2 separate regions of the Mus musculus genome follow, and region 2 is linked to region 1. The links are chromatin contacts, found by Hi-C or POLR2A ChIA-PET in ENCODE. All regions are on one chromosome and are shown on one strand. Each heading gives the region's core, a stretch centred on a gene start or an enhancer-like site at or near the end of the contact. The rest is flanking DNA. Distances are from core to core; before and after follow the strand shown. Region 1 holds the start of Ackr3 (atypical chemokine receptor 3). Region 2 holds the start of Cops8 (COP9 signalosome subunit 8).

What was found. Hi-C counts contacts between places; a loop is a spot of excess contacts on that map. ChIA-PET counts read pairs that join two places held with the same protein, here RNA polymerase II (POLR2A).
Region 2: POLR2A ChIA-PET joins it to region 1 with 15 read pairs in embryonic stem cell. The contact joins the promoter of Cops8 here to the promoter of Ackr3 in region 1. A Hi-C loop is called at or near these places in 5 of 37 maps with a recorded cell type or tissue (CH12.LX, Patski, adrenal gland and 1 more). POLR2A ChIA-PET finds 5 or more read pairs at or near these places in 2 of 5 experiments (Patski and embryonic stem cell).

The regions. Positions count from the first base shown.
Region 1 is chr1:90,202,125-90,206,290 of GRCm38, forward strand. Ackr3 (atypical chemokine receptor 3) reads left to right here and starts at 1,856. Exons shown (of 2, transcript NM_007722.4): 1 at 1,856-1,963.
Region 2 is chr1:90,601,534-90,605,699 of GRCm38, forward strand. Cops8 (COP9 signalosome subunit 8) reads left to right here and starts at 1,892. Exons shown (of 8, transcript NM_133805.3): 1 at 1,892-2,094; 2 at 2,842-2,912; 3 at 3,931-3,979. The coding sequence starts at 2,017.

The DNA of each region.
Region 1 (4,166 bases), core at 606-3,105:
AGTGCATGGTCTCATCAATATGGCTCTGCTGTAGCAAGCGCATTTCCCCCTGGGAAGTCCAGTTCTCTGAGGTCCGCCTTGGTCCATGTGTCGCGGTGAGAAGCAGAGCCGGCCCCTGTTGTGGACATCCTGGGATGGCCGCACGAGGGCAGGTCTCTGCTTTGCTCCCAGGCAGTGCTGGGCTCTGGACAAAGGCAGTCAAGAACCTTCCCTGCAGAGGATTTGGCCCCGGGCCTGGGCGTGCTGCGATGCGCAGGCGCTTTGGCATCCCAAACTGGGGCGGATTGCTAATAGTGCCTCGTCTTCAGTGAATGAAAGCTAGAAGGCCTGGGGTAGTACGGCCCAGCTGGGTCCGGAGGCCCCAGACCCTTTTCTGACCCTGAGGCCTCAGAGGTCCCTGCCTGATGCTATAGGACACTCCCTGTTCTTACAGACCCTCCCTGTTGACTCAGACCTCCCTCCCCTTGGGGCCACAGACCAGTCTTTGTGGCTGTAGGACCGCCCACCTCTAGCTAGACCCAGATCCACCCTTGAGACCACAGACCACATCTCCGGGCCACAGACTCCGCCCACAGGCCTCAGGGCCTCTCCCTTGCATTGAGGTCACAGACTCCCCAGGAGGCCGTATGACCCCCCACCAGATCTCACACTACTCCTTGCAGACACACACCCCTCCCACAGCCCGGAAAGCAGGTGTGCTCCTCAGGAGCTCACTGAGCAGGATCTGCCCCGCCAGGAGTAAAGTGCAAGGCTGTTTAAACAAACCACTTCTTTTGTTAAGGTTTTTCCCTAGACCGAAGCTCTCTAGCCTACGTGAGACTCTGATCCCCAAGTTCTCGGGTTCCTGTGTTCAGCAGTCACTCTCCGGAGACTTAGAAAATAGACTCGGCAAGTGTTGGTGAAGGCAGATTTTGCGTACAGCCCGCGCCTCAACTGTGGGTGCTGTAACTGCCTTTCAGAGGCCCAGGGGGGCATGAGAGCAGAGTGACCACCAGCCCTTTGGAGGGTGGGGGGCACTTGGGGAGGCGTTACAGTGGCGCGGCTTTAAAAGTAAAGATTGGGTCATTTTGTGCTTGAGTTTTACTAAATGGGGAATTGCAAGAGACACATTTAAAAAACAAAACAGGGAATCTTAGCAATGTGCATCGCGATTAGAATGTAGATTTTGATAAAGATGAGGACTGCGATAAAAGTTGGCTAAGCTCACAATGACGACTCTACCTCACCTGCGACAAGGCCTTTTCAGTGACTGGCACTGCTCGACTCCGTGGAACACGGTCTTAATAGGGCCTTAAGGACTTTGTGTAAGAGTTCCAGCAGAATCTGGATCCAACCTAAAGGCACTTTCCCTCACTTCTGGGTGATGGCGGTACAGGGTCGATTAATCGTCCCCTTTCCAAAATGTGACTTCTGTCCAGGAGGCATCGACAAAGAAAGAGCAAGCTTGACAAACCAACATCGAAGTTCAGAAGTTCAGAGTAATTTGTCTTGGGAACAAAGTCTTCCCTGAAGCTACAGGCATTCAAAGGAACTCCCGGTGCTCATGGGATTATTAAAAGCTATACCTGAGACTGGATCAATATTCTATCATTTTGGAACGTCCTAGGACTTCTTTTGGTTTTTCTTCTGCTGACATTTCCCCCAATAGGATCTAGCCTTTGCAAAGGGAGGGATCTGAGGGCTCCCAAGAATGTGTTTGTGCAGGAAACAACAACCTAGAGAGGGTTACAGGAGGGCGTGTGCGCCTGTACAAGCCTGCATGCCTGCGCGCTGTGGTGGGAGAGGAGGGGCGGGAGGAGAGCCGAGGGTTGCAAAACTGCCACCTAGAGGCACTTTCCCGCAGTGTATATAAAAGGCAAGTCCGGAGCCCTGAGAGATCTCAGTTGCTACAAACTGCTCAGCACTGAAGGAGCCTGCAGCGCTCACCGTCAGGAAGGCAAACCACAGCCCAGGAAGCCCTGAGGTAAGTAAGAAAGCCTTGCTTCTGCGACAGCTTTGCCGAGCAACTACGGCAAGGGGCAGGACTCCTGTTCTTACGAGAACTGGGCTTTTTCTGAGAACTCTTGGATCCCTGAGCTGGGGGCTTTAGAGCCTGCAGGTCCGGATTGGAAAGCTCAAAGCACGCTGCATGCCTGCATTGCAAGCTACTGCTCCTGATTTGGGGGATCTGAGTTCAGTCATTTGTGGAGGGAAACCTCTGTGTATGTTTGTTTGCTACTGGACTCTGATTTGTTTCTGTGAGTACTTAAGTTCCAGGAAGCAGGGAAACTTTGCAGAGAATGTGGGATGCCCCATTGAGGTTGCCCAAAGCCAGCTTAGGGGTGAGCTTGGCATCACTGTTTGCCCACTCCTACTTCTGGTTATCAGATTGGCTGTAAAAACCACAAGCGCACTTCCAGAAAGGCATGTGATATGCCCAGAGGCATCCTTCAGCGGACCAGACAACTGGGCTGAGCATTCTGAGTCTAGGATGAGTTTAAACTCCGTGCTCTGGGGGGTGGGGATGGATTAATTCACAGCTCCTGAATTCTGGAAGTTGTAAATTGAATGTTAGCTCCTCTTCATCTTATCTCTTCATGGCACCCCTGCTAATCTAATTTTGAGTATTTATTGTTCTCCTAGAAAGTGTTGTCCAACTTCAATTGGGACAAAAAAAAAAAAAAGCAGACACTAAGAAATCTAGTATTTGAATTTAAATCTACTCTCCAAGTGAACTGTGAGTGTTGCTGACTTTTGTTAGGGTGCATAAAGGTTCACTGGGTGGCTGGGAGTGAGGGAGACTCTGAGGTCAGGGGATCCTGGTCAGCCAAGACTCCTGGCTGCTAGCTACTAGGAAAATGAGGCACTGTGAAAGGCAGACTGGCTGTCTCTTCCCCTTTCTCTCTCTGTCTCTCCATTCATTTGCTCACAAACAGATTAATTAATTGTTTCGATGTGAGGTAGGATCAAGCATCTTTTTAAAGGTGTCTTGGGTTAGTGGCATCCCTGAGACCCCAGTCTGTGCTGTGGCCAGTATGGAAACTTTGTTTTTCTTTGAAGGAGCAGATGCTGGCTTTGTGGTCTTTATTTAGTTCAGGAGAATGTGGAGCTCAATGGATAGGACCAGAAAGGAGGGATGGGGGTGGTTCTGTTTTTTTGTGCCTGGCTCGTTGCAGATTGTAAATGGATAAAGCCCCCAAGTCCCCGTCTTTCTCCCATCTGAATAGAAGCCTGCCCCAAATGAAATGAAAACCCTGTTTCGATCGGGAGCTGTGCACAGGCTCCAGCTTGGAAACATTTTGCTCTAATTTCCCCCAGTCTGAGCGGTGAACACTTTGTGCTGCTCTCTGCTGAGCTCAGCTGCTGCCTCCAGGAGGCAGCAGGGGCTGGAAGGATCTGTCTGGGAGCAGAGGTGTAAAAGCTGGGGAAGTCCGACTGCTTGCTAGCTGCCTGTTGGGTTCCTCCAGTTTGTTTTTAAAGGGGCATGCACAGTGCAATCACACACATATATTTTAAAGTTCCAGAAAGCTACACGGCTGCATGCTTGTGCTTAACTGAGTCAGGGCTTTGGAGGGGAGTTTATCCAGTATTATTAGCAAACCCTTAGGGAGCTAAGAAAGTATTATGATTTCTAATCAGACCCAGAGCTGGCCAAGGGTAGGCTTTCTAAATGGGATAAAAAAAATGGAAGAAGAAGAAGAAAGAAAGACCATGAAACACCCTGGTTAGTCAGAACAGTGGCTTTTTGTGTGAGGATTTGAGGCAGAGTGCTCTAATTTTCAAATCTACACAGGGAAGTTGGTTGCAGTTACTCAGAGCTGAGTCTGAAGGGCCACTCCTTTATAAACTTTTAGAGTCACGGAGGAGGGGGAAAGGGCCCCAACAACTTTAGAACTTTTACTTTTCTGAGATCTTGTAGCAAACAGAATGGAATTTGGGCCCCCAAAGGCATTTGTACTTTTCAGCTAAGCAACCAGGGATTCTTAAGGACAATCAGGTATTAAAATGTTTCTTGTCGCCTGTTAGGCTGGGTGCATGCCTGTGATTCCAGAACTCCAGAGGCTGAGGCAGGAAGATTGCTATGAGTTTGAGACCAGCTTGGGTTATGTTGCCTACACATTATGTCTCAGAATAAAATAAACAATAAACAAACATAAAGTCTGGTAATTGAAATCTATGTGCTTAGA
Region 2 (4,166 bases), core at 642-3,141, 400 kb after region 1:
GGGAACTTTTGTTCACATGCGTTTGAGCAGAAGAACAAAAAGGTATGGTGTGTGCTTCAAAGAAAAGACGTTGGGCAGGGAATAGTGAAGGGGGACTTGCTTATCAGGAGACCAGGAAAGGTCGGGCACACCACTGGCCCAGGCTAGAAAGACTTCACTCACCTTGTGTGTGTGTGTGTGTGTGTGTGTGTGTGTGTGTCTGTGTGTGTCTGTGTGTGTCTGTGTGTATGTGTGTCTGTGTGTCTCTGTGTGTGTCTCTGGTGTGTCTGTGTGTGTCTGTGTATGTGTGTATGTGTGCACGCGCACATGAGATGTACACAGGTACACAGGTGATAACACTGTGCTGGTCTGCTGAGCCTGAGGCAGGCAGAGAGAGAAGTGAGAGTTAGGTTTGGAGCTTTTCCAAAAGTTCAAGGCCAGCCTGGGCTACTTAGTAAGACCTTGTCTACCAGTAAGTAAAAGGAGACCCGGGGGCACAGCTCAGTGCTAAAACTATGCACGAGGCCTGTGTTCCAGTCTCCAGTTCTGCCAGAGAAGACAGCAGGGGGCAGGTGTGGTGTCCGGACCATTGCTTGCTGTGTCTGAGCACTGACTAGGGTCTGGCTGGGTGTTTTTACCTCTCATGCCCAGAACTGAAATTCAGGCACCCAGGTTTGCAAAGTAGCAAGGAAACTTTATGCAAAAGCAAAGCCATACTACAGATCAGAAAGAAATATGCTGTCAAGAGTGACCGCTGGCCACATGAGCCAGCATACTCTAGAGCCCCAATTACTGTTTGGGGTTTTTATGAGCTTTGAGAGGAGTCTTATTGCTAAGGAGCACTGCATTCTGTTTTGATTGAAAAATTTTGCCGGACAGTGGTGGCACAAGCCTTTAATCCAAGCACTTGGGAGGCAGAGGCCAGCCTGGTCTACAGGGTGAGTTCCAGGACAGCCAGGGCCATACAGAGAAACCCTGTCTCGAAAAACCAAAACACACACACACACACACACACACACCAAAAACAAAACAAAAACAGAAAAAACAATTTAGTTATGTTACCTCCCTTTTCTATTGTGCATGTCTCAATATGTAAAATTATTGAATTTTATTAAATAATTTTATTATTAAAATGTATTTGATTTTAATCAAAAGCGTTCACAAGCACGCACAGGCAGAAGACAGTAAATAGGAGTTTCTCTCAGCAAATTCACTTAGAAGACATGGTTCACCCTCCTGGGCAGGCACCTAAAACCAATTCAGGCTAGATCAGACCTCCTGGCCTCATAATGCACCTAACTGGATTATTACTGAATAGAATCTGTTCGATGGTCCGCAGAGAGCGAAGAAACTTATCCCATTACTTGGAGAGGGTTTGTCTGCATGCAGTTCCATGCAGGTTGTGAACAGGGGTCCTGGTTTGCTGACAATTGCTAGGTGATTTTTTTTTTTTTTTTTTCAGAAAAAGGTGTGTGTGTGTGTGTGTGTGTGTGTGTGTGTGTGTGTGCGCGTGCGCGTGCGCATAGTAGGTGTAGGTGAGAGTCAGGCTGCTAAGTGAATTGTTAGAAGAGGGGTGTGTGCATAACCCAAACCAAGAAGAGTTTCAGGTTTGGAGTTTCTTGGACTTGTATGTAACACTTTAGCTTAGAAGAAGTACAGTTCAGCGCTCTCGAAACACGTGGAGGTCCAACGGTTTTACTGTTCTCCCACGGCAACTTTGGTTGTGGAAAAATGTAGTCCCGTTATCATTTCCCCGTGCGGATAATCCGAGCCGCAGCCGAACCCTTCCGGATCGCAGGGCTCTGACTCAGAAAGCCGGTTCGTCCTAGCCTGGGGCGGGTCCTCCAGAGCACCGAGACGTTGGGGCAGAGCGCTCGCCGCCCTTGTATTCCGCTACGGCGTCGCTCGGGAAGTGACGACACGCTCGCCCATGCGTACTGAGAGGCAGCTCCTTTACCTCATCGCGGGCGCGACGCCCCGAGGGCCAGCTTGTGCTTTGGTCTGGCAGAGGTGGTGGCGGCGAGAGCGGCCGGGAAGATGCCAGTGGCGGTGATGGCGGACAACGCCTTCAGTTTCAGAAAGCTGTTGGATCAGTGCGAGAACCAGGAACTCGAGGTAGCGCCGCAGGGTGGGGCGGTCGGGTGGGCGCCGTTTCCAGGGTAACGGGCCGGGCCGCGGCCTGCGGGGCGCACACTCCGGGTTCATCAAGAGATGCTGCTTCCATTTGTAACGTTAAGTTAAGTTCGCTAAATAGGCTGGGCGCAGTGGCACAGGACTCCGGTGGGCACACGTCAGGCGGAGGCGAGAGGATTGCCGGTGAATTCGAAGCCAGCTTGAACTATGAAAACCCCAAAAATAAAAAATAAAAATAAAAAAGAAAGAAAAAGGAAAAAAAAAAGGGAGGGCGGGGGCTCACGGACTAAAGGAGACAGCAGCAGCTTGCGGATGAGCCTTTAGCAGACCTTGCTGAATGAATAAAGATTGAAGAGAGACAGGCCTCTATAACTACCTTTTGGTAGTCTTCTGTCTTAAGCTTACTTAAGCTTTTAAGATAACGGCCAGAAAAATAGTGCATTAAGAACCTGTTGGAAGTAGTCCCCCCCCCCTTTTTTTTAATTTGAGACCTGACCTTCCGAGGTAATGTCACTTACATATTTGTGACTATGGAAAGAAACTGATATCCAACTGCAGATAAATGACAGCTCACAACAGATCTAAACTCAGGTTTTAACCTTTGATACTTCCCTAAGCATTTTTCTGCATCTATAGTAGTGCTGGAAAACTTACTTTTTAAGTTTTCATTTTCTCTTTTCTGAAAGTGTATTAGGAAGTGAGGCTTTCCCCTCTTTTTTCGCTCTCTAGGCTCCTGGAGGAATTGCCACACCGCCAGTGTACGGTCAGCTTCTAGCTTTGTACTTGCTCCAGAACGACATGTAAGTAGCACCTTTTACCTAAAACGAAAAGCTTCCTTGAGATGATGCAGGAGTACATGCAGCAGATAGGTGTCTTTTACTGTAATCCTGTTATATCTGTTTCCCTTTTTGTCATAATTAAGAATAAATAAGCTCGATATTTTTCTTGTCGTGTATGTCTTACATACACCTAAAAACATGGTAAGTTCTTGTGAGAAATTAGCATCAAGAACCAATGGAGTTTAAAAAAAAAATCATGTTTTTTTTTTCTTTTTACTTATATTTACTCAGAAACTGGGTGGTGGCGCACACCTTTAATCCTCCCACTTGGGAGCCAGAGGCAGGCAGATCTCTGAGTTTGAGGTCAGTCTGGTCTATAGGTCCAGCTCCAGTACAGCCAGGGCTACACAGAGAAACCCTATCTAAACAAACAAACAAATAAAACCAAAGCAACTGTATATGTACTCAGTAGGAGCAAAAAAGCTGGGGCTGGGAAGGAACACTGGGAGAACCAGGGGAGGTAGACATGTTTGAATTAGTCTTCCTGGGTGGGAGGCAGGAGCTTGAGAGGGCTAGAGAATAGAGGCCTGGTGCAGTTCCAAACCTACTGTGATATTTTTACAGAAACTACACTGAGTTTCTTCATTATACATATAATCGTGTGTCTTACGACTCACTAGGAGAAGGGCTCCAGATTATAACAGCACAGTGTATGCCTGTATTGCGAGGGATACCCAAAGCCTCGAAATGGACACATTGTTTGTACCTGAGTGGTTGTGTGTAAGTCTGTGGTTTGAATGTGTTGTTATGGTTTAGGATCTGAATTGTTAGTTTAAAAAGAACTCCTAAAAAAAATTTTTTTAATTAACCTGGGAAAAGGTTATTTCATGTCCTCCTTTTTTTTTTTTTTTTTTAATTGCTTTTCCTCAACAAATTCATATAAAACTGAGTTGTGCCATGGCCTGTTTTGGTGTTTCGGCCTGTAATTTTATGTATTGACTGAGGTGACTATTTTGTAACTCATCTTTGTGTAAATCAGGAATAATGCAAGATATCTGTGGAAGAGGATACCACCTGCTATAAAGTCTGTAAGTAATCCTGCGGTGTCCCCTGTTGCTTTTAGAATACTGGCATTTACTTAAATGACAGCCTACAAGTCCTCTTTCTTTCCCATATATATCACAGGAACCGTTGTTAAGTGAAGGTTAAAGTTCCAAACCATCTGTTTCTCTAATGGAATGGTTCATGTGCTGATGGTTTCACAAGGCCTGCCAT